4 separate regions of the Homo sapiens genome follow, and all the other regions are linked to region 3. A link is an interaction called in ENCODE POLR2A ChIA-PET data of the cell type or tissue named here. Cell type or tissue: MCF 10A. All regions are shown on one strand. Links, peaks and the distances in the headings refer to the core of each region. The heading gives the core; the rest is flanking DNA.

What was found. Peaks named below come from ENCODE experiments on the same cell type or tissue, not always from the same donor. Only the 100,000 strongest peaks of a DNase experiment are listed, where the experiment ranks them.
Region 1: POLR2A ChIA-PET joins it to region 3 with 6 read pairs; 2 of 35 experiments call an interaction of 5 or more read pairs at or near these places.
Region 2: POLR2A ChIA-PET joins it to region 3 with 6 read pairs; 6 of 35 experiments call an interaction of 5 or more read pairs at or near these places.
Region 4: POLR2A ChIA-PET joins it to region 3 with 7 read pairs; 4 of 35 experiments call an interaction of 5 or more read pairs at or near these places.

What each region holds. Positions count from the first base shown.
Region 1 is chr6:7,547,222-7,554,790 of GRCh38, forward strand. All of the region lies in intron 1 of DSP (desmoplakin), which reads left to right. Among named protein-coding and RNA genes, the nearest start is that of DSP-AS1, 7.9 kb to the left of the region's middle. In MCF 10A, for the core only: no CTCF peak of the experiment used is centred there; a DNase peak (open chromatin) is centred at 3,340.
Region 2 is chr6:6,690,989-6,698,557 of GRCh38, forward strand. It overlaps LOC101928004 (a long non-coding RNA gene), which reads right to left. Exons shown (of 5, transcript NR_187687.1): 5 at 3,804-6,174. Among named protein-coding and RNA genes, the nearest start is that of LY86-AS1, 72 kb to the left of the region's middle. RefSeq lists an enhancer at 3,235-4,184. In MCF 10A, for the core only: a CTCF peak has its summit at 6,091 (motif pointing right); DNase peaks (open chromatin) are centred at 4,143 and 6,073.
Region 3 is chr6:7,256,727-7,264,295 of GRCh38, forward strand. No RefSeq gene overlaps it. Among named protein-coding and RNA genes, the nearest start is that of SSR1, 53 kb to the right of the region's middle. RefSeq lists enhancers at 1,656-2,155, 4,352-5,143, 4,710-4,829, 4,900-5,039, 5,144-5,935 and silencers at 4,380-4,509, 5,633-5,808. In MCF 10A, for the core only: no CTCF peak of the experiment used is centred there; a DNase peak (open chromatin) is centred at 4,645.
Region 4 is chr6:6,715,194-6,722,762 of GRCh38, forward strand. The region is part of intron 2 of LOC101928004 (a long non-coding RNA gene); the gene reads right to left. LOC101928047 (a long non-coding RNA gene) reads left to right here. Exons shown (of 6, transcript XR_001743949.2): 4 at 2,617-2,735. Among named protein-coding and RNA genes, the nearest start is that of LY86-AS1, 96 kb to the left of the region's middle. In MCF 10A, for the core only: no CTCF peak of the experiment used is centred there; no DNase peak of the experiment used is centred there.

The DNA.
Region 1 (7,569 bases), core at 883-5,882, 290 kb after region 3:
CAGATCCTAAGACTCAGACATGAGCTGCTCATTTGAGGTGACATCTTGTAAAATACTAGTGCAGTCCAATAATTTATGGCTCACCACCGACACCTTGGGCTGGAAGGGCTCATGAATGTGAAATCTACATTTCATGAAAATGAAGACAGTTTAGTGAGAAGCTGCAGCAAACAGATCAAAGGTTCTGCTTGGAATTACATTTTGTTTGTTTGTTTGTTTGTTTTGAGATGGGGTGTTGCTCTGTGGCTCAGGCTGGAGTGCAGTGGCATGATCATAGCTCACTGCAGTCTTGACCACTCAGGCTTAAGTGACTCTCCCACCTCAGCCTCTCGAGTAGCTTGGGACCACAGGCGTGCGCCACCATACACAACTAATTAAAATTTTTTTTTTTTTTTTGTAGAGACAAGGTCTCGCTATCTTGCCCAGGCTGGTCTTGAACTCCTGGGCTCAAGTGATCCTCCCACCTTGGCCTTCCAAAGTGCTAGAATTACAGGCAAGAGCCAGTGCACCTGGCCTTTGAATTTTCTTACCCTCAATAAGTTTCTTTCATGCTGCTAAAGTGTATCACTCTCTGTGAATTGTCTCAGTTATTTTTGAGTCTTGTAGGGAACCTGAGGAACTCCTGAAATGCCTCACACTTAATACCCAATCCATTTCTTCCTTTTCCTCTTTCTCTTTTTTTTCTTATCACCCCGCCTCCATTTTGCTGCAGGACATCCTTAAAGTTATGGACTGGGGCAAAGACAAAACACAAAAACGAAATTTCTGCCGGGCGCGGTGGCTCACGCCTGTAATCCAGCACTTTGGGAGGCCGAGGTGGGCGGATCACAAGGTCAGGAGTTCCAGCCCAGCCTAGCCAATATGGTGAAACCCCGTCTCTACTAAAAATACAAAAATTAGCTGGGCGTGGTGGCGGGCTCCTGTAGTCGCAACTGCTCAGGAGGCTGAGGCAGAAGAATCGCTTGAACCCGGGAGGCAGAGGTTGCAGCGAGCTGAGATCATGCCACTGCACTCCAGCCTGGGCAACAGAGCGAGACTCCGTGAAAAAAAAAAAGAAAGAAAGAAATTTCAGAACCATAACAACAGCAGCAGCCTCCGCAAGTAAGAGCTATCACTAAGTGAGGTCTCCGCCTCTGCAGTGCCCCTCTGAGCCTCACCTCAGCCCCAGGAGGGGGGTGTTCTACCTGTCACAGAGGCAGAAGCTCCAGGCACTGCCAGTGGATGTCACTTTAAGTTGCTCAAGGTCACAGGCTGTATAACTGGAAGTGGCTGAGCTGGGCGTGGACTCCAACTGTGCCCTACTTCAAAGTCCTTCTGAAGTTAATGATATGTGATCAGTTTTCCACTATCCCACAAACACAATCTGCCAAACACACAGTGTGAAAATCGAGAAAACCGCCTGGAAAAGAAGCAGAACTTTTATTAGAGTACTGTTTCTGTAGCTGCTGGGCGAAGACAAAATGCAGGATCAAAGGAGGCTGTCTTTCTAAAATCTATAGAGACAAAAAATCCACCATGTTTGCTCACTGCTGGAGTGGGAATGGGGAGGGGAGAGCTGTGCTCTCTGGTTGAGCTTTTGAAATCAGGGTAATGAGATGAGCCATAATACCCTCAGATGGGTCTTTTGTTTGCCTTTGTTTTTCTTCCACTTTACTAAGCCAAACAAACATTCATTAAGTACCTTCTGTGTGCCGAACCTTATTTATGTTGTTAGGTTAAGTGTTTGTAGGAGTCCAAGATGACTAAGACATGGGACTTTGCTCTCCAGGAGCAGGTAGCCAGGTGTGTTTAAACTAATGCAAGAGAGGAGAGGATGCAGAGGTGTGATATGGAAAACTCCTTGCAGAAGGCTGTAACTTTTGAAGTTCTGAACTTTTGAAGGATGGCTAACACAGCATTTCAGCTGATGTATATAGAGAGTGTTTAATGAATTTTTTTTTTTTTTGAGACGGAGTTTTGCTCTTGTTGCCCAGGCTGGAGGGCAATGGCGCGATCTCGGCTCACTGCAACCTCCACCTCCCAGGTTCAAGCGATTCTCCTGCTTCAGCCTCCTGAGTAGCTGGGATTACAGGCATGCGCCACCACGCCAGGCTAATTTTGTATTTTTAGTAGAGACGGGGTTTCTCCATGTTGGTCAGGCTGGTCTGGAACTCCCGACCTCAGGTGATCCTCCCGCCTCAGCCTCCTGAAGTGTTGGGATTACAGGCGTGAGCCACCGTACCCGGCTAGTGAATCTTAGAGGTAAAGTATCATCCTTAAATGAAGTATTAAAAATATATTTTTCTTTTTATGAAAGATCCTTTCAAGAAACTCAAACAAAATAGTATATGTGAAAAATGCTTTGAAAATTATAAAGAGCTAAGCAAATAGGCCTCACGGTCAATATTAAAGCATTATATAACTATCATAATTCCTAACACACATTTCCTGAGTTTTTCCTAGGTAATTATTCTGTGAACCTGAAAACAGAGAGACATATGAGTCTTTCTGGCATATGTACAAGAGCCTGTGTTGACTGAATGAACAAAAGAAGAGGAGAGAGAGGAAGGGAGAGATGGAAAGAGGAAGGAAGGAAAGGAGTCCAGTTAGAGAGAAAATATATAAACAAAAAGAAAGGCAAAGTTAGGGGGCATGGTCCAAGTGTCTAATGAGCAACATAGTTATTATAAAAGTATTTTTATAAAACAAAGAGAGTAACTCTTCATTTAAAAACTTTGTTTTTGCCTATAATGTCCCTCTTTGAAATATTTGTCTTGTTTTTTTGTGTTTTTTCTTTATCTTTTTGAAAGTATGAACTTTTTTTCCTTTATCTTTCTGAATATTTTTATTTTTTTAAGACAAGGTCTTGTTCTTTCGCCCAGGTTGGAGTGCAGTGGTGCAATCTCGGCTCACTGCAGCCTCTGCCTCCCAGGTTCAACCATCTCATCTCAGCCTCCCATCTCAGCCTCCCGAGTAGCTGGGACTTACAGGCGTGTGCCTTCATGCCCAGCTGTTTTGTTTTTGTTTTTTTTTCTGTAGAGATGGGGTTTCGCCATGTTGCCCAGGCTGATCTTAAACTCCTGGGTTCAAGCAATCCGGCGGCCTCTGCCTCCCAAAGTGCTGGGATTACAGGCATGAGCCACGGCACCCAACCTTGTCTTGTATTTTTAAAAATAATATTTTTGGCAACACATGTAAAGCTAATGCCTTAGGACAGCTAGTTTTGGAGTCCTATTTTTAAAGAAAAATGTTTTTTTAAAGGTAGTAAAATAAAACCTTGAAATCTTGGTAATATTGTTCACATATTCATGTGGTCCGTCTTTGGATTAGAATCCAGAACTTGTTTTCTTTTTAACCACCGATGAAGGGCTCTCTATGCAAATATTTGGAATCCTTACTTGTTTAAACAAGTTTTAGGATGAACTTAAAAAAAAAGTATGTGCAGGTAGGTTCTTTGTAATATGACTCATTTATCTCTCAGAAGAGTTAAAAACTTTTAAGGATGAGTTATTTTTTTCAAGGGCACCTATTAATTTTGGTTTGGAAGTCAATATTCTTTTGATAAATTTGACCCAAATGAGTTGTTTTCTTTTTCTTTTTTTTTTTTTAAAAAAGCACATGACATCTGCCATCTTCTGTGCCACTGAAATGGGATTTAAAAATCGAACTTCATGGCTTGTTAATTTAATTCCTAACATGATTTGAAAATCTTTCAACCCCTAACACCCATATGTAGCAGTATTAAAAATTTCTTTGAGGGTAGGGATTTAAAAAAATGTGTATACGCTTGTAAGTACATCATTTTAAAATTATTTCTTTATCCATTATAGAATTTTGCATTTTCCCAAACTGCACTATATGAATTAAATTTAATTCAATTAGCATGAATAAATTTATTTACCATGAACTTAACATAGACATTTGTATTATTTTCAGTAAGGAAGAATGAGTTTGGTCATTTCCTAAAATTGAGTTACAGAATGAATGAGGTGAAGAAATCTTACATACCATTTAGCCCAACAGATGGAGATAGAAATTTCTGAGATTAAAAAAAAATCTAAAATTGTGTAGTCAATAACATATATATATATAATCTGACTTAGAAAGGTTTGAATTACAGCTTTTAAAAAAATGCATGTTTCCTGGCTGGGAGTGGTGCCTCCCATCTGTAATCCCAGCACTTTGGGAGGCCAAGGCGGGTGGATCCCTTGAGGTCAGGAGTTTGAGACCAGGCTGGCCAAAATTTGGTGAAACCCTGTCTCTACTAAAAATACAAAAATTAGCTTTGCGTGGTGGCAGTGTGCCTGTAATCCCAGCTACTTGGGAGGCTGAGGCAGAAGAATCACTTGAACCCAGGATGTGGAGGTTGCAATGAGCTGAGATTGTGCCACTGCACTCCAGCCTGGGCGACAGAGTGAGACTCCTTCTCAAAAAAAAAAAACAGGCATGTTTCCTGAAGCAAGCTCTCCTGGCTCTCGTGCTGAAGAATCCAGTGCTACACATACAGCTGGTGTATGTCTGACATCAGACTGACCCGATGGGTCGAAATCATTTCCGCTGAACTTCCTCCCTGATTAAGTACAGCGAGTTCTGTGTGGATTCTTCATTGGGCTAAGACAAGCAAACTGACCTGGCAAGGTGGATTCCCTATACCTTAGTTGGCCTGAGTCTCCCTCTATCTTGTTTTGATGGACCGAGCCATTCACAAGGTATATACCTAGTTCCTTTTCTCGCCTCGGTCTGTTTCCAAAGGGAATTCTTGGCCACACCTAAGACTGAAGTTGGATTCTTACAGATGAAAGATAGAAGTAGACCTTGTTTTAAGGATCAGACGCGGTCTTGAAAAGTTGTGTATATGATGAAATTTCGTTAATCAGATCACACTTCCCAATAGACAAATAATGATATCAAAGATTCTTTATTTCATTGTTCCAACACTTAAGCTTTTTATTTTTTCAACCCTTCAAAGGATTAGATTTCTGTGCATTCCCCATTCCTATACAGTTGTTAATTTATTTACTAAGATGCTGTGCAAAACATGTAAGTTTTTTAGTGGATATCAGGAACATATGAGACAGGGCGCGGTGGCTCACGCCTGTAATCCTAACACTTTGGGAGGCCGAGGTGGGCAGATCATTTGAGGTCAGGAGTTTGAGACCAGCCTGACCAACATGGTGAAACCCCATCTCTATTAAAAATACAAAAAAAAAAAAATAGCTGGGCGTGGTGGTGCATGCCTGTAGTCCCAGCTACTCCAGAGGCTGAGGCAGGAGAATCACTTGAACCCAGGAAGTGGAGGTTGCAGTGAGCCGAGATCATGCCACTGCACTCCAGCCTGGGTGACAGAGCAAGACTCCATCTCGGAAAAAAAAAAAAAAAAAGAACATATGGAAATGGAAATCCTTTAGAAAAGCACGAAGAATTTATTTGGTATTATTAGCAGCATATAAAGTTACCTGTTGTTTTTTTTTTTTTTTAAGTTCAAATATGGGTAGGCAAGGGAAGGCAGGCAAGGTGTCTTCTCTTTATAGGATGTCAACTGATCTCTAGAGAAATAGGAATGTCTTCTAAAACTAGGGGGAGGGAATTAAAAAACAGAGCAAACCCACCAATGTTTTAAGCCAATGTTTGGTTGCCTTACCTCCTTTATCCTGGATGTAATTCGTTTCTAACTGTGGTATAACTAATCAGTCTAGTTCTTGGGTAAAAAGAAGTTGGCAAGTTTTATATTTTGTGGTCAAATGAATTTGATCTCATAAATTCACTTTTAAAAATGTGTATGTACACTTCGGTGCGTTCATTCACAATTGTGTTTGTCCTCCCTGTCTCTGTTTTTTAATACATTTTAATTCTAGAATAGTTTTAGATTTGCAGAAAAGTTACAAAATAGTACAAAGTTTGTGTATACCCTCACCCAGTTTCCCATGCCTCCATCATTTTATTTTTTTTTAACAGCGGGGTTTTATGCTGTGTTGCCCAGGCTAGTCTTGAACTCCTGAGCTCAAGCAATCCTTTTGCCTTGGCCTCCCAAAGTGCGGGGATTACAGGCGTGCCCCACCCTCATCTTATAGCTCAGTTTGTGATTGTTTTTACAGTGGCACACATTATTAAATCATTTAGGAAACTCTGACTTTCCATTGTGCTAAGAGACAACTCTTTCATTTATCTGCTTGGGACTGGCATTCTTTGTGGGAATCACCTTCGGAGCCAAATTGCTGAACAGAATTTCTTAATGTTTCAGAATAAAGGTATTCCTATGCCCCTTCAATGAAGAAAATAAAGATAATTACACAGGACCTTCCTAATTTTTTAATTCATCCTAGGGTTCTAAGTGAGGTTGCTGGGCTTCTTAATGTTTTCCTTTGTCTCTTGAATTTCTTTCCTCTGTTTGATAACAGGTACGTTTTGGAAGGTGTTCTAAGTCAGTTGGAATTCTGCACAAGTTAGGACAACAAATGTGATCTTGCTTGTATCTCAGCAGTATGAGAAACGGACCTCATTTCCTGTATAATTCGGAGTGGAAGACAGAGACTGGTTGCATTGGTGGTGGGTGGGGGCAGTCTTGGTTTCGAGAGCTGGATGGCTCTGGCACCACCTCCCCTGGGCCTGCCTGGAGGAGCCTGTGTCTTCTTCTGGGAGTAGTTCCCAGGGAGGTCTGGGCTCCTCACCCACATTCATCTAGTCCTGGCTTGTTGGGGAGCCTTGCCTGCAGGGAGGAACCCCAAATGGGTGGCCAAAAAAGAAATGCTTTCCCATGGTGAGACAGTGCAGCCAGGTGCTTCGGGAGAATTCCCACATTACTGTGATCTTATCCCATCTATGCATAATGCAACCATTGTTTGTCAAACATTTTTTTTTAAACAGTGAAATTCTTTCTTTAAAACACACACACACACACACACACACACACACACACACACACACACCCAGTTGGTTAGACAGGCATCAGATAAAAGCAGGCTCAGGCTGGCCCTGGCTGAAGGTAGGAAGAGCCAACTTCTTGTAGCACATCCGTGAGGACTTTTCACAGACATTAAATAATCACTTGGTCTGCTTTAAATCTCTCTGAAACCAAACTACAGTAGGCTGTGCTGTGGCATAATATATCTTGGTAAATTTAAAAGCCAGACTTTGGTTATACCTTGCTTGAAGAGCAAATGAAACTCTGTCATCTCGTTCTTTAAGATACAGACCATCTGCAACATTTTCCGCCAACACCACCGTTGTTTTAAGGTTTCTGCTAGGTGTCTTCCAGAAAAGTGCCTCATTTGAAATGTACATTGAATGAGCTTCATTGTAGAGAAAAATAGGTATTCTAGGAACATCTTGAAAGGAGAATGGGTTTGTTTTGCGATAAAGACAATGTATTTAAATTTTCCATCACTTTCTTCACACCATGATTTTTAAAAAAAACATTATTGTCTTTTACAGGAATTACAGAAAATATATATATATATTTTTACAGACAGGGTCTCACTCTGTCACCGAGGCAAGAGTGCAGTGCTGTGATCATAGCTCACTGTAGCCTCCAACTCGTGGGCTCAAGTGATCCTCCCACCTCAGCTGCCTGAGTAGCTAGAGCTACAGGCA
Region 2 (7,569 bases), core at 1,586-6,585, 570 kb before region 3:
TGCCTCAGGGCTAAATGAACTCTACTGCCTTCTGTCCTAAAATAGCTTGAGGATATGTGGACCACCTGAATGTCCCACAGAACATCATGACACCTTGGTGATGGGGCAGAACCAACAATAGATGGCTATCTCACTAGAGGTCTTGGTAAGATACATGCACTAGAGAGGATGGGAAATAAACCCTATAAAGATTGAGAGATATACATGTCAATAAAGTCCTTACGGATCCAATGCTCAGGGTCATTCCTGAATATCTCCTCTAAATTCAAATAAAACCACTGCATCTTGCATTCCCTACCACAAAGAAGGAAGCACAGTGCATGGTGTGCCTCATTTGCTTCTGATGGCAACACATTTCATACCTAGGAATGCTGCTTCAGCCCCTATACTGGATGACACAAAAGGGTGCTAACTTTGAGTGGAGCCTAAACTAGGAAAGAGCTCTGCAACAGGTCCGAACTGGAGTGCAAGCACACCTGCCACTGGAGCCGTGTTATCTCACGGACCTCATGAGGTTGTAGGTGTCAGCAGTGGGACAAGATGCATCATAGGGTGGAAATTGTATATCTAAGATCAAACCTAGGCAGGACTGGAGGATACGCATGAGTAATCCACATAAGCTGGTAGCCCAGACCCCCATGTCACCCACCGCGGCTATACCAGCGCTCCTGCCTCAGCTCATATTTATGGCCATATTGGAGTGCTGACACACTGATCTGGGGTTACTCACTCACATCAGGCACTGGATGAGTACAGTGTCCTGGGCTAAAGTTGATCTATCCCAGACCCTCACCTTCAGCAGCATCAGTGGCCCTCACAGCAGCTCTCCCTCCTCTGTATTCCTACTTAGTGGCAGCTGTGGCCTGCAGCACCCAGAAACAGTGAGGTAGAGGGAATGGCAAGCATCCATTACCCTGTGCTCCATCAATGGCACTGTCACCCCCTCTGTAGGCTCTGTGCCATGTGTCAGGTAGTACCCAGGGCTTGTGAGACATCACTCCAAGTTTCCAACCAGGTATGCTCTTGATTCCAGTGGATGTGATGACGTTGTGCTCTCTCAGGGCTTAGGCTATGCCAGAGGAGGGATGAACATTCCTTGCTGAATGAGATCCCTCTAGCTGTTCCACCCAGGGCCTCTGGCCTGTCCTTTCCTTTGGTGATGGAGTGTAGAAGGCAGGCGTGGAGTTAACACAGAAAGATTTAACTTTCTGTGTTAGGCAGGCATGGAGTTAACCCTCTGAAAACACAGGATGCCAGTCTAAAGAGTGAAGAGAAAATGTGGTTGGAAGATGTGTTCTTCTACCTTTACATCATAAATTTCAGAACAGTGCATTTCATGACCAGAAGATGAATTACTGTTCACATTTTTCTGCATGCTCTGGATAAGATTTGCAATTGTGATCATTGCCAATGGAAGCACAGTAACAGCTTTCAGAGGGTCAGTGGAAGCCAGTATGGAAGATATACGCTGGACAAGGCAGCCTCTTGAGTGATGATGTAACTACCATTAAACACATGGTATCAGGGAACTACAGAGGTATGATCTGTGTTGCTTCAATACAAAAAAGTGAAGAAGAGCCACGGCACTGCCAGTAATAATGACGTTCCATGAGAGATATACAAGTAGCCAGAACTTTTGCCACTAAGAAGAAACTTCACACTGAAAGGACAATAGATAAATATGTAAATGCATCTTGTCTACCTATCACTCTAAATCAATTGATCAGTGTATACATCACCATGCCTCATGAATTTTGTCATAAATTTTTAATCAAATTGTTTATGCAGAGGATTCACGAAAATGAGAGAGATAATCTGCCCTGGATTAATCAATGACATTTACCAAGCTCTAATAAGAACAAGAATTGTGCTAGATACCATGGATACAATAAAGAACAATGCACAAATGGACTAAATGTAACTCACTGTCTAAACTGGTAGCAATGCATATAGACAGACGCAGGGTGTCCTGAGCAGGGACATAGGAAGGGGTGATGGAATGAACACCCAGCGATGGTTCCGTACTGATGTTCCCAGTTGAAGTCATCAAAAAGGTGACCACTCCACAGGAACTCCATTTGAGGGCCTTGTTCAATGGGACTTTTCAGCCATCCTCCCAATCCAAGTATTTTCTTCACCTATTAAACTTGTCTTTGATTAGCTCTCCATTGGTCAGAGATTCTGTGAGATACCTATGAAAAGATGGAAGTGACACTTACATATGCCTATCCCAACAGCCTAGCTGGAAATCACCAAAATGAGGCAAGAGAACAGGGTTTTTAGTGAACCTTTTTCCTGTGTGCCTGTTCTAGTTGAAGAATCTGGGTTTAATAGACCTAGAATTCTTTATAAAAGAATTCTTGCCAGGCCAGGCGTGGTGGCTTACGCCTGTAATCCCAGCACTTCAGGAGGCCAAGGCAGGTGTATCATGAGGTCAAGAGTTTGAGACTAGCCTGACCAACATGATGAAACCCCGTCTCTGCTAAAAATACAAAAATTAGCTGGACGTGGAGGCACATGCTTGTAATCCCAGCTACTCAGGAGGCTGAGGCAGGAGAATCATTTGAACCTGGGAGGCGGAGGTTGCAGTGGGCCGAGATCGCACCATTGCACTCCAGCCTGGGCGACAGAGTGAGACTTTGTCTGAAAAAAATAAAATAAAAAAATAAAGAATTCTTGCAACCACACCTCACAGATCACAGTTCCAGAACTGCTGCAGAAGAAGGTCTTTCTGAAGAAGGTACAAAGGGGAAAGATAAAGGTGCTGGGTTTTATCTCTGGTCCTGGTCAGAATCAACTCAGTCTTTACCAACAGGGATTGTCCCATCTGTCATCCTTGGTTACACAAGCCCCATCAGGCAGAATGGGGGAAGGACTGAGCTCTGGGCCTGGTGAGCACCACTGAGCGCCCCACTGCTACTTCAGGAATCGCCTATCAGGCTGGTGGGTGGGGTAGGAGTGAAAATAATCAGCACCAGTTTTGGAGTCCAGTCTAGAAGTGGCATTTGACCAGACCCCCCCATAGCTCTTGAGGGTCTTTTCTGAGGACCTTTACTGCAGTCTATGCAAAAAACCCACTCATAGTCCTCAGTAACTTCCAGTCCTCCAAAGCCATACAGTGTGGTCATTTTACTCATCCTCTAGGCTTTCTTTAGTTATTCATGCAAAGATAGGCCTGGCCTTGGGTGTCTGTAGCGAGGCCACAAGGCCTTGGATCAGAACAGCAACGTCAGGGAAAACAAAATCCAAGGGGCTGCCCAGTCCAAGGGCAAACTGGGAGTCTAGTCCCCATCTTGTAACCACGATCTCTACCTTGCGATGCTGCAGGGGCACCTCTTCTGCCTTTCACCTAGGCTCCTGGCAAAGGCCTTGCAAAGCATTATTCAGGGCACTGTGTGAGGCCAGAGAAGGAACTGAGGAAGACCACACCCATACACAGAGATGAAGAGTGTGGAGTGACAGGAAGGCGGGGCTTGAGCTGGTGGCAAAACGGGAAAAGTTCCCTTATCCCCGTGGCAGGGCTTGCGATGGAGGTGTGGCTGGCTTCTTCTGTGCCCCGCTGCTCAAACCTGTAGGGGGAGCATGCAGATGGGCAGGTGGTGGGGCTCCAACCCCACAGCAATGTCTAAGGGTGAATGTTTACAGCTCCTGAGGTCCCAATGGGCCTGTGTTACAGGATGCTGTTTCAGTTGAGCCATCCCTAGTCAGCTGTTAGACCTCCTGCCTTATTCCAAGGACAGAGGCTTTCTGTATCCTGAGGTTTCTTGCCTCCGTGCACCAAAAGAATCAGATCACACATGGGCTTGGAGAATGAGTGCAAGGTTTTATTGAGTGGAAGTAGCTCTCAGATGGGGGAGCCAGAAGGGAGACGGAGTGGGGAGGTGGTTTTCCCCTCTGAAGTCGGACCGCTCCGTGGCCAGGCTGTCCTCCAGCTGCACTGAGTGGTTCTGCCTGTCGATGGCCTGCCAGCCTGCCGTGGGCCACTATCAGTCTGCTCTTACACCGGTGTGTTCCTCTTGACGTCCAGAGGCTTGTGTGCGTGCCTGCTAAGCTCTCAGGTTTTTTTACAGGCACAGAATGAGGGTGTGGTAGGCCAGGGTAGTCTTGGGAAATCCAACATTTAAGCACGAAAACAGAAATGCCTGTCCTCACCTAGGTCTGTGGGCACAGGCCCGGGGGTGGAGCCCTAGCCAGGGACCACACCCTTCCCTTCCCAGCACTTCCCCGCCCCCCTTCCGTATCAGTAGCTTGAGGGAGTTACTTCTCAGGGAGATGTTTTGGTTTTTAGGGAGAAGACAAAACCTCCAATTTGAAAAACAAAGCGAGTCCTTTGGTGAGGGAAACACTGGACACACAGAGGGCGGGCTGGAAGGGCAGGTGCTGGGAAGACAGCAAGGAGTGCAGACCCACTGGGGAGGCAGCCTGGGAAGATGTTTATTTTCTGAGAGACGAGGAAAGACTGGGAAACGGAGAAATTTTTAGGGTGGAGGGTGGGAAACTTGGGAAACAGCAGATGGTCTTAATCTTCTGAGAAAGGAGGCAGTGCCAAGCCTGGCTGGGGCGACAGTGGGAGTGTGGGCTGAGGGATGGTGGGGACATCCTCTGCTAGCTGCTGAAGGTCTAGGATGGGCACTGAGGCGAGCCTCAGCGGTGCTCCCCGGGCTTGCCTCCCAGGAGGGACCCTGCAGGAAGGTGTCCAGATGCAGAGCCCCAACTCCTCCCCCAGAGACTTGGATTCAGTAGAACTGGGATAGGGTCCAAAATCTGTATCATTAGGACACTCTCAGAGTATACTTGTCATCAGGCAAAGCCTGGAGAAATAGCAAAAAGAACCGTTAGCCCCAGGGAGAGCCCACTGGAGGCTGGAAACGGGAAGTATTGGGGAATCACTTAGTATCCTTTATCACAGACTCTGCTGCCCAGAACCCTGGGGGAGAAAGCTGACAGGGGAAGGAGTGTGTAGCCACGTGGGATGTACCCAGGAGGGGAAGGTATCTCCAGGAGGGTAGAGTCCATCCAGGAGGGTGAGGTCTAGTTGGGGGGATGGGGTCTACCCAGAGGGGTGAGGTCTGGCTGGAGGGGGGATGGGGACAGTCCAGGAGGGAGAAGTCTAGCTGGGATGATGGGGTCTGTCCAGAGGATCAGGTCTAGCTGGGTAGAAGGGGTCTACCCAGGAGAGTTCTGGTTGGGGAGATGCATCTACCCAAGAGGGTGAGGTCTAGCTGGGGGGATGGGATCTGTCCAGGAGGATGAAGTCTAGCTAGGGGGATGGGGTTTACTCAGGAGGGTGAGTTCTGGTTGGGGAGATGGGTCTACCCAGAGGATGAGGTCTAGCTGGGGGGAGAGGGTCTGTCCAGGAGGGTAAGGTCTCTCCATAGGGTGCTTTGGGAGGTCTGGGGCTTGGGGTTCCTGTGATCACAGCCCAAATATATGACTTGGACCCACACTTGGCAGAGACCAAGGTGAAGACAAGACAGGACTGATGGACTCTGAGGAAAGAGCGTGGCGGGAGCAGGGTCAAGAGCGAGAGGCCAGAGTGCAAGGAAGTGGGAGGGTCTGAGGTGGGATCCCAGAGTGGGAGCTGGGGAGCTGGAGTGCTGGAAATGCTTCTCATGCTGGAGAGGCCAATCCTAGGGCTTGGTTAGACTAAGTGCGTTTAACTGGGGCAGCAGTTTTACACATGTATTTCAGGAGGAGATGATTTTATCATAAACACATTCCACTGATTCATGTGAAATCATTAAAAAAATTAAGGTCAAGGTTTTTTTCTCCTGGCTGCTTTAGGCTACATGCCCAGGACTCCTGTCCCTCTGTGGTGAGGGGATTTGGGTGGAAGAGTTTGAGAAGCTCTGCTGTGGAATCCTCTCCTTTTTAAATAAAGAGGGACACTCCAAGCCTGGCATTGAAAGGCACACCTCTCGGTGGAAGCAGTTGGCCAGGTTTTGATCCCTTAAGGATTGGAACCTTATGAAATTGCCAAGATTGGACCATGTTTGACTTGTGTAAATAGCTTCTTCCTGTGATTCAGTCTGAATTTTAGACTCCAGGTCTCATCGCTGCCTCCACCATGTGGCCTCAAGGGGGCGCCGCTCCGCCTCCTAAATCCCCAAGGACAAAGCCCACTTTCTTGGCTTCTGGAAGCAGCGCGAGGGGTCATTGGTGGAAAGAAGACTGCTGTATTTAAAAAAGGAAGCAAGCAGAGAGGAACATGAATTCAATTAGAACAGTTCCTTGTCCCCTAAAATATGGTCCCCAGACCAGCAGCATCAGCACCCCCTGGGAGTTTGTAGAATTCCTGGACACTAACCCAGATCTGCTGAACCAGAATCCACAGTTTAGCAGGACTGCCCAGGCTCTCCTACGTATGTGCGCATAGCAGAAGCACCAGTCTAGCCAGCCAAGAGTCTGCTTATTTGTCACCTGCCTTTCCAGCCCCAAGCAGTCTGGGCCCCCCTATCACTTCCCCTGGGGACACATTATTAGACCCTCCATTCTTCAAAATCAACATAAGGTGTGGCTCCCACAGGAACATGTTCCTGTCTAAAGAGCCTCCCCTTCTTTCAGAAAGTATATTCGTTATCTTTGCTGTGTAATAAATGACCCTAAAACAGAGGTTTAAAACAATAAACATTTATTTTTGCCATATGCTGTTGGTTAGAAGCAAGTCACTAATCCAGCCCAGGCTTCAAGGGAAAGGGATCACACCAGGGCCTGAATACCAGGAAGCAGGGATCACTGGGGATCATATTCCAGGCAGCCTACTGCAGGGGATAATCTCCACTCTAAGGGGCAGGCCTCAACAGGGCAGCCACATCAGAATACAAGAAAACCTCCAGAGTCATGTGGTAAGGACGACATGCATTCAGCAACAGGATGCTTGAATAAGCCTTTCAACTGTGGCTTGCAGAATGGCCACATTAGTATCAGTTGGGAAACATTTAAAAAATACCAATGCCCAGGCGCTACGCAAGACCAGTTAGATCACAATCTTCAGGGCATGGGTTTTTTCTAATTTTTAAATTCCCCAGATAATTCTATTGCACAACTGAGGTTAAGAACTATGGCTTCAGGCCAGGTGCGGTGGCTCACACCTTTAATCCCAGCACTTTGGGAGGCTGAGGCAGGCAGATCACCTGAGGTAAGGAGTTTGAGACCAGCCTGGCCAACATGGTGAAACCCCATCTCTACTAAAAATGCCAACAAATTTAGCTGGGCATGGTGGCGCGCCTGTAATCCCAGCTACTTGGGAGGCTGAGGCAAGAATCACTTGAACCCGTGAGGCGGAGCTTGCAGTGAGCTAAGACTGTGCCACTGCACTCCAGCCTGGGCAACAGGTTAAGACTCCGTCTCCAAAAAAAAAAAAAAAAAAAAAAAGACACAGAACTATGGCTTCATATGAAAATTTTCAAATGCTACAGTGAAGTAGTGGTAAAGATTACTAGTGCAAAAGATGATGTGAGGCTCAGCAGCTTGGACTTCTGCTGGGGAATCTGTGGATTGGAAAAGTGGGCCTTAAAGAGTGTTGGAACCATCTCGGAGGTGAGCCAATAAGGCTGACAAGAGATTTAT
Region 3 (7,569 bases), core at 1,568-6,567:
TAGTTGCCCCTCAAGCTAACACCAAGGCAAATTGTTTGCAATGGAGCCATTGTTTGGTCTGGGGTAACTCTCTGATATCTAGGATATGTACTGGAAACTTCCTTCAAGCCTCCTGCCTGGCCTCTTTCCCTGCTTTTGCAGCCACTCCTCTACATACATTGGCACAGGTGCTCCCACCCAACTTTACCACCTACCCCCCAAAAGGGAACTTCTAAGAACCTGTGGCTGGGCTCGACCTTGGCACTGAGTCTAGGAGCAGTTGCCTCCACCTGGCTTACCTCCCTGAAGCTTTGGGTCCCTGGTCTCCTGATACGCACTTGTCAGGGCTGGCTCATAATGCTGGGATCCATATGGATAAATGAAAATGTGGGGCCCCACTCTGTCGCCTGGGCTGGAGTGCAATGGCACAATCTCAGCTCACTGCAAACTCCACCTCCTGGGTTCAAGCAGTTCTCGTGCTTCAGCCTCCTGAGTAGCTGGGACTGTAGGCATATGCCACCACAATTGGCTAATTTTTTTTGTATTTTTAGTAGAGACAAGGTTTTACCATGTTGCCCAGGCTGGTCTCGAACTTCTGGCTGCCTCAAGTGATCTGCCCTCTTGGTCTCCCAAAGTGCTGAGATTACAGACATGAGCCACTGTGCCCATCTTGTGTTTGTTTTTGTTTTGTTTTGTTTTTTGTTTTTTAAGAGACACGGTCTCACTCTGTCGCCCAGGGTGGAGTGTAGCGACGCAATCTGAGCTCACTGCAGCCTCAATCTCTCAGGCTCAAGTGATCCTCCTGCCTCAGCTTCTCGAGTAGCTAGGACCAAGGTGCACACCACCACACCCGGCTAATTTTTTTGTATGTTTTGTAGGATGGGGTTTCGCCATGTTGCCCAGGCTGGTCTCAAATTCCTGGGCTCAAGCAATCCTCCCACCGCGGCCTTCCAAGTGTTGGGATTACAGCGTGAGCCACTGTGCCCGGCCAATGGGCTCTCCAAGGCCACATTACCTTAGACATTGGGATACTTACATGCAGGTGTCCACAGGTGCCTGAGATCTCACATCCACCCGACCCTCTCTGCCTCCACACCCAGGCCTCCACCAGGAGCCAAGGGGGCCGCAATCACTAGGCAAGGGCAGGGGGTTGAGTGGCCAAGAGCCCGTCCCAGGGAGGCAGGAGAGAGAGGGAGGCAGGACCACATAGGAGCCAGGGCTCCCGGCAGCCAGTGCACACTCCATTGTCCCATCAGAGTTCACTGACGAATCTCAGTTCAAAGATAGTATCGTAAAGAGTTTCAAGATGGGGCCCTGGGAGCATTGAACTCCAAGCACAGGCCCTCGCAGGGGTCCCACTGCAGGAAGCCGGCCCTGCTGCTGACCCTGCCCACCTCCCTCAGCTCCTTGGTCCTGTCGGGTCTCCCTGCTGACCCCATGGCACTGCTCCACGCTCCTGTCTGTGGGGCCCCCGTCTGTCCCCACCTAGAATTCTGTTTCCATACCAAGGCCTAACCAATGGCCCCTGACCCCGTTCAGTGTTTTGAACCAGCCACTCCTGTTTTTGGCGGCCCTGCCCTCCCATGAATCTCACGCCCACGGCTGCCCTCGGATCTGGACACAGTTGCACTTGTTATCTGGTATCAGCACTAGGGAGGCTCAGTCAAGCCAGCACTAACGGTGGGTTTGGTGTCCTTGGGACTTCTCCACCCAGGGCCTGTGCCAAGGCTGGTCCTCAGTGCTTGGTCAAGAGTGGCTCTGGCGGCTCTGGGGTGGTGGCCTCTGCAGCTCAGTGCCCCTGCCACCCATGCTCACTGGATGGGGGCAACACCCTTCCTCCCAGTTCAGGGTGGATGGGCCCCAGAGCACCACCCAGCCAGCCAAGCCTCCTTGCCCCTGCCCTGCCCTCCGAATGGCCCAGATCATACCTGCTGCCTTTCTTTCCTAGCTCACTGCCTCCACCCAAGTCACCTTCTGTCCTGACTCCCAAGGACTTGGGTCCCACTGGGGAAGTCGGGAGGAAATGGGAAGCCTTCCTGACTGTGAGTGAGGGCAGGAGGGGAGGTGGGGTCAGAGAGGGCACCTGGAGGGTGGCAGGAGAGAGCAGGAGAGCGTGAGAGAGGTGGCAGAGGAGGGGGTGCGAGTAAGAAGAGAACACCATCATTGTTTACCAAACCTGAATTACACCACACCAAGTTGTCCTGTTATTTATTTATTTACTCATTTATGTATTTTAGTGTGTTTAATTGAGGTTAAAAAAAGAAGCAAGAAAAGTGTTTGCAGATTGGCTTTATGGCGGTGAGCTTTGCAATGATCTCTGAAAAAGTCCGGGGAGTCCGGCAGGCAGATGAGAATCTAGGCTTGCTGGCGTATCCAGATGACTCGGAAGGAGGACCCCAGACGGGGAGGGGCAGTGCTGGGAGCAGGAGGCGTCCTGGTCAGGCTGTCCATCCATGTCTACCCAGCAAATATTTGCAGGCCCTGAGCTCAGCAGGGGAGGAAATCTCAGGCAAATGAGACACAGACTCTGCCCTCCAGCCGCTTCGGAGAAAACAGCCGAGAAGGACACTGTTAAATGGAGTGGCAAGCCCAGAGCATCAAGGGCATTTGGAGGTGGGGGGCACTGCTGCTTGGGGACATGTAGACAGAATTTATAGAACGAGGCCCCTGGAAGGATTTCTGCAGGTTGCAGCAGGGTGGAGGAGCGTCGCCGGCCCGGGGCCAGGAAGAAGCTCAGGGCACAGGGAAGCTGGCCACGGGGTGTCCCATCACATCAGAGTGGTGTGGGCTACGGCTGGAAGGGGAGGCAGGCCACTGGCTGACACGCCGCACAGCAGACCGTGAATAGACGCATGAGCGAGTCAGGGAGTCAGGAGAGCTCTGAACACTTGAGTTCATTTCCTGCTGGAGGTGGGAGCCGTTGAAGGTTCTTGAGGGCATCCGTGAATGCACCGGAACTGTGGTCTAGAAACGTCCTAGCAACAGTGTGAGACGGGGAGCCAGCAGAGAAATCATCAAACAGTCTAGGCAGAAGGTAACGAGGGCCAGATGTGGTGGTGTGCACCTGTAATCCCAGCTACTTGGGAGGCTGAGGCAGGAGGATCACTTGACCTCAGGAGTTCGAGACCAACCTGGACAATGTAGCAAGGCCCTTTCAAAGAAAAAAAAAAAAAGGAGTTGGGGAGAGAGAGAAAAGGTAATGAGGGTTTGAAGTGGGCTGGGGAGGAGAGGAGCACTGGAGAGATCGCATTTGGCAGTACTTGATTAACGAAGATTGCAATGGGGGCGCACTCAAGCTTTCAACATTGTCACCGGAAATTGGGGGAGGTGGTGCCATGAAGGATGCCGGGGAAGCCAGGTGGAGAAGTCAGTTTGATGGAACACAGAGATCATGGGTTCCTTCTTGTTGGAGGTGTCTATCAGAGGTCTTCAAGTGACAAAAATTCAACTCAGAGGCTGGGTGCATTGACTTATGCCTATAATCCCAACACTTTGGGAGGCAGAGACAGAGGCAGGACTTGAGTCCAGGAGTTCGAGACTACCCTGGGCAACAAAGTAAGACCCCCATCTCTACTATAAATAAATAAATAAATAACTCAGATCAGCCTCTACAAAAATGAGAATGGGTTAGCCCACATTGACAAAAAGTCCAGAAAGTGACTTTAGTTAGATGCACGTCCACCAAAGCTCATGTTCGAGCCCACCATGTCCCATCTCCTGGTTCTGCTTTCTTCCTCAGGGAGAGCACCTGCCAGGCAGCAGTGTCGCTCAGCTTATGCGCAGCCAGCTTGGGGACTACAGCAGCTCATCCTAACAAGAGACCAGAACTTCAGGCTGGTCTGAGGCATGTGCCCACCTCTGGGTCACACGTCATTCTTGAAGCAGTGGGCAAGTCAAATATCCCCACCCCTCCTGCACAGAAAAGGGGAGGATCCCAAGAAGAGAATGTGGGGGCTGCCTCCAGGAGGAGAAGAAAGACTTGTGGGTCCACTGCAGACATCCAGGTGGAGATGTCTGGAGCCCAGGGGTCGGGTAAGAGCTACAGCCAGGTTGGGGTTATTGTGGGAGGAGCCGTAGGAGTGAATGAGATCAGGAAAGGTGGCCGGGGTAGACCTAGGACCTAGGGACCTAGGAAAGAGACAGACACGCTGGGGAAGAAGCGTCAGAGGACAGAGGGTGAGACGCTTGAAAAGGAAGTGGGCGAGAACAGTGTTGCCTAAAAAGAGGGAGCCCAGTTCCCTGAAGGTGAGGGTGAAGACAGGCCATTGGGCTGAGACGATGGGCAAAGGGCAGGGTGTGGGCAGAGCTGGTTTGGGACCCAGAGCAGTGGAAGGGCAGAGCAGCCCTTGCCGAGACCAAGGGACAGCAGGGCTGAATGACCGCAATGCAGCACCCGCTTCGCTTTGCAAATAAAATGCGGACTGCGCGAGAAAGCCTGGCTTTTAGCGTCCATGCGTGTCCAGGAACAGCGACCAGGGCAAGTGCTTGAGTGCGCCAGGCTGGGCGAGGCAGGGAGGGACTGAGGGCTGGGTCCGGGGGAGAGGAGTGGCCAGGGAGGAGGGGCGACCCAAAGGCCTCCGGTGATGCGCTGACAGAAGGTAAAAACAAGGAACAAAGCAAAACCACACACAGGACGGCAGCGCGGAGTCCGGGCCCTGCCCTCTGCAGCAGCGCAGCCCGGGGACTCTGGGGCTCTCCCTGCTGCCTGTGGAATTTCCAGGCCAGCGCATCTGATTGGCCTGGCCTGGGGCAGTGGGTGGGGATTTGGATGTTTCCAGAGAAGGGAAGATGGCGGTGAGACAGCCGCTCGGCAGCTCCAGAGGGGTCGATCCCGCGACAGGGGAAGGGGGCGTGGGCGTCACATGGCAGCGCTGAGACTTGAGTGCTGGAACAGCCCAGCGAGGAAGGTCCCAAAGACAGCTCTTTTCACCAGAGACAGGCCGTGCGTTTGCGGTGCGGGCTCCACCCGCAGTTCTGCTTCAGGTAGAAAAGGGATGAGGGTGCCGGGCCAGCTTGACCCGGTTTCCGCAGGGGCAGAAGCACTTCTTACCTTCGGCCTGCAGAGCCCCTCAAGCAACAGGGAACCACATTCTCCTGCCCTTGGAAAAAGTTGACCCGCTTCACAGTGAAGCCAGAGAGGCGAGGTGGGGGCGGCGGGGGGATTTGGATGGGACTTCCAGACGCCTTTCTTCTTCCCAGTGCCTACCTAGGGATGGGGACGCTAGGACAGCTGAAGCTGGCACATATCTGATCACTGTTCCTCAAGCACCTCTTTGTCCATGCACCCTCCCTGCCCAACACCTCCAATGGCCTCTGAGGCTTGGAGAATGACATCCAAGCTCTGCTTCCCAAACAGGCCCAAGCCCACCCTCTGCCTCCCAACTCATCCGACCATGACCACCATCTGTCACCCTTTGCAGCCACGCCCTGTGGTGACCACGCCCACAGACGGCCCTGGTGACCTCGCCGACAGATGGGCACGACCTTGAATGGCTCTGCTTTTGATAGTCACGCCCCTTGTAGCCATGTCCTGTGATGGCCACACCCACCAATGAGCATGCCCTCAGGTGACCACTCTCAGACACCCTGGGATCCAGCTGCCCTCACACCCCCGGGGCATGCCTGGGCACACCTGTCCTCTCTTTGGCCCTCCCCTAAAAAGCCCTCCAAATCCTAAATCCTTCTTCCAAATCCTGTTCTGCTGCTTCAGTCTCACCACCTCCTTGAGGCCCCCTGTGACTACCCCAGCTCTCTGGTGTTCACTCGCTTGGTTCCTACGATACATTGGAGCACATTTGCCTTTTTAAAAATAAGCTGAGCTGTCTCCACAGCTAGATTTTCAGATCCCGAAGGATAGGATGGAGGCAATTATTCTTTTTTGTGTACCATCCAAAACTTATCCCAGCACCAAATACCTTTTAGCTATTCAGTCTATGTCTCTTTTTTTTTGAAATGGAGTTTTTGTTCTGTTGCCCGGGCTGGAGTGCAATGGCATGATCTCAGCTCACTGCAACCTCCGCCTCCTGGGTTCAAGCGATTCTCCTGCCTCAGCCTTCCGAGTAGCTGAGATTACAAGCACCCGCCGCCACACCCAGCTAATTTTTTGTAATTTTAGTAGAGATGGGGTTTCACCATGTTGGCCAGGCTGGTCTTGAACTCTTGAGCTCAAGTGATCCACCCGCCTCAGCCTTCCAAAGTGCCGGGATTACAGGCGTGAGCCAACGGGCCCGGCCTGGCTCCCGAGAGCTTTCTAATGTGCAAGGAGGGCTGGGACTGGCTGATCTAAGGGTACCCTGGGAGTGCGATAGTGTGGTCAGCTTATGGGATTTGGAGCCAAACGGCCCCAGTCCAAGCCCTCACCTCACTCTCTGTGTGCGATCCAGCAGCCCTGGGCCTCAGTCATCTTCATCTCCCATATGGGTTTAAAATGCCCACTGCCCAGAACACACAGTGCCTACAGAGCTGCAGATGAGTCGAGCCCCTAAAGCGATAGCCCCCAAGCCTCCCTCAGAACCTAAGGGCTACACTGAGATAGACCCTCAGTCTTCTATACCCAGGGACATGTGGGGACAATGCAACACTCTCAAAAGAGGTGGCTCAAACAATGTCAACCGTAGTCATTTTATAGTGCTGGGAAAAGAATAGCCTTAATTTTACATCTGATTATAGAGGGAAGGATTCATAGTGTCCCTAAATTGACCTGTCTAAATATTTCCACATAATATGCACAATTGTCATCTGCAGGCACAAACGTTTCCTTTTCTTTTCTTCCCTTTTTTTTTTTTTTTTGAGACTGAGTTTCACTCTTGTTGCCCAGGCTGGAGTGCAGTGGCGCCATCTCGGCTCACCACAACCTCCGCCTCCCGGGTTCAAGGGATCTCCTGCCTCAGTCTCCCGAGTAGCTGGGATTACAGGCATGCACCACCACGCCCAGCTTTTTAGTAGAGATGGGGTTTCTCCATGTTGGTCAGGCTGGTCTCAACTCCTGACCTCAGGTGATCCACCTGCCTCAGCCTCCCAAAGTCCTGGGAATACAGGCGTGAGCCACCGCGCTCAGCCAAATGTTTCCTTTTCTTTTTTTCTTCCTTTCTTTTTTCTTTTTCTTTCTTTTTTTTTTTTTTTTTTTTTTTTTTTGAGATGGAGTGTCGTTCTTGTTGCCCAGGCTGGAGTGCAATGGTACAATCTCAGCTTACTGCAACCTCTGCCTCCTGGGTTCAAGTGATTCTCCTGCCTCAGCCTCCCAAGTTGCTGGGATTACAGGCGCCTGCCACTACGCCTGGCTAATTTTGGTTATTTTTAGTAGAGATGGAGTTTCGTCATGTTAGCTAGGCTGGTCTCGAACTCCTGACCTCAGGTGATCCACCAGCCTCGGCCTTCCAAAGTGCTGGGATTACAGGCGTGAGCCACCTTGCCTGGCCCAAACGTTTCCTTTTCTAAGAGGCCGTGGGGTGTCCTGGATCTGGGCAAAAAGGGCACTTCAGGGCGCGGGGCCCCACGAGGCGATGCCCTTGTTGGCCTGTCTTGGTATTGCTGCCCACCTGAGCCGGGGGAGTGGGCCGTAAACTCGCAATATTCCTCCACCCTGCTGCC
Region 4 (7,569 bases), core at 1,385-6,384, 540 kb before region 3:
GCAACTCTGTCTCCTTAACACAAGCGGATGACAAAATGAATGCAGCTAGTTTGAATTCTGCTTACTCAACCTCTATGGAGTGAATGAGCAGTGAAACGCATGAGGTGGGCAACAATGAGCAACAGGCCCAGATAAAACACAAACGGAGTGAATATGCGGTGGCCTATGCTTTGCCAACCAGCAAGCATAACCACTTTATGCCACGGGTATGGAGTCTGTTTGGGATGGGCTGAAGGCTTCCTGATCCCTTCAGAAATGTGCAAAGGACCCCTCTCTCTGTGGTGAATGGACAGGCTCCAGGAGATCCCAAAGCTCACAGATTCCAGAAGTGAGGTCTAAAGTTCCCCTGGGGCGCAAGACACAAAATAAATTTATTATAGGGACCCCCCCAGGACCAGGCCCCATGGCTGGGGTGGAAGGCTTCCAGGGAGCTATCAGTACACTTCCATCCTGGAGTCAAGCCATTCACAAACAAATGCAGGAATGCAGAAGGGGGCTGGAGGTGAGAACAGAAAGGAGGCAGGCCAAGGGTCGGGGAAGAGCAACAGTGAAATAACGAGGTGATTTATACAATTTATTGTATATTTCAAGGTGGCTAGAAGAGAAGAATTGCAATGTTCCCAACAGAAAGGAAAGAAATGTTTGAGATGATGGATATCCCAATTATCCTGATTGACCATTGCATATTGTATAGAGGCATCAAAATACCATGTATACCTCCAAAATATGTACAACTGTTACATATCAATAAAATTTTAAAAATATAACTTTAGGCCGGGCACGGTGGCTCACACCTGTAATCCCAGCACTTTGGGAGGCCGAGGCGGGCGGATCACGAGGTCAGGAGATCGAGACCATCCCGGCTAAAACGGTGAAACCCCGTCTCTACTAAAAATACAAAAAATTAGCCGGGCGTAGTGGCGGGCGCCTGTAGTCCCAGCTACTTGGGAGGCTGAGGCAGGAGAATGGCGTGAACCCGGGAGGCGGAGCTTGCAGTGAGCCGAGATCCCGCCACTGCACTCCAGCCTGGGCGACAGAGCGAGACTCCGTCTCAAAAAAAAAAAAAAAAAATATATATATATATATATATATAACTTTAAAAAAGAACTTTGTGATTTAACACTGAAACGAAGACAGACTAGTTTATATCTGTTATGTAAAATTCATTCACTCATTCTGCAAGTTTCTTCAAAAATTTCAAGTTCCATATCTACATACCTACCGTAGAGGAAAAGGGCTCCTAGGGAGACCAAGAAAACACAGTTGGTCACTGTATTCTAAGCTGTGACTTCTAGTCACTGCAACGTACTTTTCATTGACTGATGAGAATAAACATTCAAATGGACATTCAGAAAACTGTTCCTGCCGGGTACAGTGGCTCACGCCTGTAATCCCAGCACTTTGGGAGGCCAAGGAGGGCAGATCACTTGAGGTCAGGAGTTTGAGACCAGCCTGACCAACATGATGAAACCCCATCTCTACTTAAATACAAAAATTAGCTGGGCATGGTGGCAGCAGGCATCTGTAATCCCAGCTACTTGGGAGGCTGAGGCAGCAGAATCACTTGAATCCAGGAGGTGGAAGCTGCAGTGAGCCGAGATCACGCCACTGCACTCCAGCCTGGGAGATAGAGTGAGACTCCCTCTCAAACAATATTAAAATTAAAATTAAGAAAACTGTTCCTGGTCCTCTTGTTGTCGCGTTAAGAAACCCAGTCTCATCAGAAGATGCTCCCCCTCTGAACCCCATGCTTCGAAGGCCCTCCTTCAGAGCTGGCCGAGTATCAGCTCTGGAATTCTTGCTGGGTTCAGCGTTTCCTTTGTCTCTTGGGCCAGTCTTCAGGTTCCGACAAGTGGGTGAATTTTCCCTAAATTTTCATGTAACACAAAAGGAACTTCTGTGCTAAAGAACTTTGTGGGGGGTGTGGTTTCTTGCTTGTGGCTTGGGTCCTGTCACTTATGTCCCTCTGCTGAGCTGTGCTAGAGGAAGGATTGAGAACCCCTGCTACAGTCACAAGCCTGGAGGAGACGTGGGTGAGCAGAGGTGCCCCGGGGCCCCACTCAGGACACCTGAGTGCCAACACCAGACCTGCTACCCTGGGCTCTTGTGCCTCATTCCCATCACTGTGGGGAAATACAAAAGGGCAAGGGGTAGGGGCACAGCTTGGTCTAGGATCAGGATTTCTCAAACTCAGAACTACTGATATCTTCGGACAGAAGATTCTTTGTTGCAGGGATTGTCCTGTGCATTGTAGGATGTTTAGCAACATCTGTGGCCTCTACTCTCCTACAGTTATGAGAATCAAAAATGCCTACAGACATTGCTACATGTCCCCCAAATGGGGCACCCAGCCCCCAGTTGAGACTCCTGGTATAGACCTACGCTGTGTAATCCAGAAGCCACATGTAGTCATTAAGCATGTGACTAGTCCAAATTGAGATGTGCTTTAAGTATAAATGTACACTGGATTTCAAACATTAAAGAACAAAAGAATGTAAAGTAACCATGAATATTAATATATTACATTTCGTTTTATATCATTTGTTATAATACTATTTTTTCATACATCAAGTAGATTAAAATGTATTAATTTATTTCTTTTTTTTTTTTTTTAAGCTTTTGATAATGTGGCTACTTAAAACAACTGAAATAACACATGTGGTCCCATTGTGGCCACATTAGATTTCTACTGGCCAGCGTGGGACTAGACTCAGGCTAAGGTCCTCCCAACTCAGGTAAGTCCCAATTCTGTGAGTTACTACTGCAGGAATAAGAAATCATTTTCCAGCACTATCTGCAGATAGCTGAGGCGTAACAGAGTGTGGACACAGAATCCCATCAGAACATTTCCCAAGTGTTTGAAACTCTCTCTTCCATAGTAAACTAAGCAAAACCTGCAGCATCAGCGTTTAGAGGCTACACCCTACTCCATCCCACAGAGGAAGCAGCCCCAACTGTCAACATCCTGTTCTGGCAAGCCCAGGGATGCAATAGGCCCTGGAAAACCCCATGCAGAGGCCCGGGGAAGCCAGTCTCACTGTGGAAACTTTCCACTCCTAGCTACCCATAAGTAAGAGAGCCTGGGACCTGTACTTCTCTAGCCAGGAGAGCCAGCTTCTCATGGGAACTGGTGGAGTGCTTCATGATTTACTATCTTTCCACACACATCACCCTTTCTTCATTCCTGCAACTGTCATGCAGCTGTGAACTAAGATGTCTCCATTTTATATGTGGCCAGTAGAAATTTTGCTCCAGAAACTCAATCACAAGAAATATTCATTTCTTTTTTTTTCTTTGAGAAAGTTTTGCTCTTGTTGCCCTGGCTGCAGTGCAATGGCATGATCTCAGCTCACTGCAACCTCCACCTCCCAGGTTCAAGCGATTCTCCTCCCTCAGCCTCCCCAGTAGCTGGGATTACAGGCACCCGCCACCATGCCTGGCTAATTTTTGTATTTTTAATAGAGACGGGGTTTCACCACGTTGGCCAGGCTGGTCTCGAACTCCTAAACTCACCCGATCTGCCCGCCTTGGCCTCCCAAAGTGCTGGGATTATTGCCAGTGGGCCACTGGCCCCCTGTGCCTGGCCCATTTCTTCATATTGATTGAATTAAATGAATTCTAAGCCCAGATGCCACTAGAGTGGTCAGAAATTCAACCTCAGCCCTTTCTCCACTGTCCTGTCTCATCCCAGCTCCTAAAGTTGTTCCAAAGGCAAAGGTCCATGACTGTGAGCAAAGGAGAACATGCATGGTGGCTTCTCTGGTTTTCCTCCCTGGTCATCCTTACTAGATCATTGTCTTGGCCCACCTGGTACCTTAAAGAGATCTGTGTGCTGCTCACAGGATGCACCACCCCTTTCCGAGGCTTGGCCACCTCTGGGAGCTGTGACTGACAATCCAGGACTCGAGTTCCTAGCGACCCCCCTGAATTCCCAACCCGACTCTCCCCTAGCCACGGAAAGCAACCTGTCTTGTCTCTGCTGGGCAGCTAGCTCTCCTTGAAAACCAAACCAAACCAAACCAAAAGCACCAGCCCTCAATGGCCTTGTCCTCTCACCCCCCCATCCTTAGGCACGAGCTAGCGTGATCTCCTGTATGACTTTAAGCTTTCAAAATAAAATCCATGAGGGAAAATCTGCTTAAGTCCTACATCACAAACCTCCTAAGCAAGATGAGGAGCTCGAAGGCTGGGCAGCTTTCTGGGAATGGAGGCATGAAAGACCACAACAGACGAGACAACTTAAGATCTCTGTAAATGATGCTTTTTTCACCAATGGAGACACCAGGGCTCTGCAAGGTCAAATGACCTGCTCAAGATTACGTTCTGTTAAGAGTCAGAGGAGGGACTGAAACCCAGGACCCCTGACTCCACCTAAACATATCATGAGCAGCTCCTATTCCATGCTCCATCCTGAAATCACCAAAGAGCATAGAAAGAATTCTGTCCGCTCCGCTCCACTGTAAGCTGATGGCTTAGGGAGATTCCCAAGGCCCTTCATTTCTAGTCCTAGAAGCTCCTTCCTCAGAGGAAATGCTCTGTTCCCCACAACCATGTTAGGGGCACACTTCTCTGACCCCCTGGAACATAGCTGGACCTTGCTGGAACATTTCAACAAGACCTTGTTAAAGAGGTGATATTGACACATTACTAAACTAGATATTGATTTACAAGAAATGTTTTTCACAACATCTACAAAAATGTTAAAAAAAAAAAAAAAAAGTATTCAGAGAAACCCACAGGAGCTTCAGAGGTTCTGCAGAGAGGTAATTCCAACTGCACTGATTTCCACTGCATGGTTTTGGATGGAGGAGTTCATTGGAAAAGCCAGTTTAGAGGTGGTGTGAAATGTAGGGTGATCTTAACAGATGGAGTGCTTCTCAGCCAGGATAACTAAAGGGCTGATCGAAGTACTCTATCATAAAATTATAAAAGGAGCCCTAAAATTAAAAAGCATCCTGGCCATACTAGTAGGCCCAATTGGAGGACTCTGCAGGAATTGTCACATGGAATGTGGAGTTTATTAGAGCACCAGAAACAGAGCTGAGGCTTGATGTCCCCACAGGAGACGAGAATCACAGGACCTGATGTAACGTCTAGAAAATGCGTTTAGCAAAGGTTTCTGTTGAACTTTAAAAAAGAAATGTTCTACTCTACTCAATAAGCTTACCACATGCTGCACGGCTAATGACAGAACTGGAAGGATCTACCTATAAAAAAAGCATGGCTTAATAAGACATGGGAATATAAAGCACACACACAAACAAAAATCAAGTAATTATAACTCCTTAGAACACTAGGATGCTTGTTGCAAATGACAAAGTTTGAGTTTCACAGACACGAAGTTGAACCAAAAATCCAGACACAAGAGTACACACTCAATGATTCCATGAATATAAAGTTAAAAACCAACAAGACCAGCTGTGAGTAACCAGTATAGCAGTTCTTCAAACAATTAAAAATGGAATCGTCATATAATCCAGCAATTCCACTTCCGGGTACATTCCCAAAAGAATTTAAAGCAGGGCCTCAAAGACATCTTTATACATCCGTGTGCAAAACGGCATTATGTACAATAGCTGAAGGATGGAGGCAACTCAAGCGTCCATCAACAACAGATAGATGAGTAAACAAAATGTGTTGTATCCACACAATGAAATACATTCAGCCTTAAAAAAGAAGGAGATTCTGATATACGCTGCAGCATGGATGAACCTTGTGAACATCAAGCTCAGTGAAACAAGCCAGACACACAAGGATGAATGCTTTATGATTCCACTTGCATGAAGTACATAGAGGAGTACTGTCCATAGAGACAGAAGGTAGAAGAATGGTTGCCAAAGGCTGGGAGCAGGGGAAATGGGGAGTTGTTTAAGGTATATGGAGTTTCAGTTTTGCAAAATAAAGAATTCTGGAGGCAGATGGTGTTGATGGTGGCACAACAATGAATATGTTGAAATGTCACTGAACTGTATATTTAAAAATGGTTAAGATAGTAAATTTTATGTTGTATTTTACCACAATTAGTTTCTTTTAACCAAAGGGAGGAAATACAGGCAAACTAAGCTATGGAAAGGATGAGGGCTGGTCCTGGAGAAGTGGTCAAGGTGTGTACCCGGGAGCTGGTCGTGTTCTATAGTTTAATGGGAGTGCTGGTTATGTAAGCCTTTTGAGTTTTTGAACTTTTATCAACCAAATATTTAGAATTTTGCCAGTTTTCTCTATGAGTGTTGTGGTTTAATTAAAAGTCTTAGTTTATAGGAACAAAAAAATACCTATACAAGAAAGGTCATAAGGATGAAAGAATCTAAATTCTAGAGTGATATACTACACTACTAACTTCTGCTCATATTTTGTCCCATAATAGCTTCTGGAGCTCCCAAGTTTAAAAGCAACTTTTTATTGCCACTTTGGTTAATGGGCAAGAACCACCACCCCAAGAGTCTATTTTTGTTTTTAAGAAACTTTCTCCTAGGAGTCCCTCCCACAAGGCTGCTCAGCACAGTCCAGGCTCAGTCAAGCACTTCGAGTACAAAACAACTTGAGTGCGTGGAGATCTCACTGTGTGAGCTTTGTAGGGATTAGGTAAATCACAGGTGCACCCTTACCTGAACCAGCCAGCAGCTTATTCATTAATCAAGTGCTTAACAAGCTGTTGCTCCAAGTTCCCCTCTCAGCCTGGCAGACTGGTGTCTTTGGACTGATTCCCAGTTTGGGGCCCCCTCAGCTCCCCTTTTCCACTCTGCCAAAACTTCTCCCTGCAGGTCCTGTCCTATTCTCTTCTCTGCTATATTCCCCATGCAGAGTTGGCCTCTTGGGTTTCTCCTATGTTTCTCCAGCTTTCTGACTCCTGCCCAGAGGCTGCTCTTAAGACTCAGGTTGTGATCTGAACCAGTTTCTCCACAAGGAGTCCCAGGTCTGTCCTCTCTGAACCATTGTCTTTCTTTGCAAAGCTTTTCTACTTGGATCCTATATCCCCTTCCCGCACCTGCCCATGGTCCAAATGCGGCACAGAACTCACCAAAACCAGCTCTACATGTCATTCCCATCTGCTCAAGCCTTAATACTGACTTCTTCCAATAGAATAAGCCCTGCATCCAAACAATCTAATGCTCACATTTTCATTTTACCAGGGAGGAAACAGGCTTGGAGAAGTAACTTGCCTGTGAGCCTATAAAAGTGGCAAAGCTGGCCGGGTGTGGTGGCTCACGCTTGTAATCTCAGTACTTTGAGAGGCCAGGGTGGGAGGATTGCTTGAGCCCGGGAGTTGGAGACCAGTTTGGGCAACAAAATGAGACTTCACTACAAATAATTTTTTGAAAATTAGCTGGGTGTGGCAATGCACCTATGGTCCCAGCTACACGGGAGGCTGAGGTGGGAGAATCACTTCAGCTCAGGCAGTCCAGGCAATATTGAGCTGTGATCACGCCACTGCACTCCAGCCTGGGTGACAGAGCAACACCCGATCTCAAAAAAAAAAAAAAAAAAAAAAAAAAAAAAAGAGGTGGGGGGCAAAGCCACAATGCAAGGGTTACCTGAATTTGGTGGGCTGCCTATTGCACGGGGTAGGGT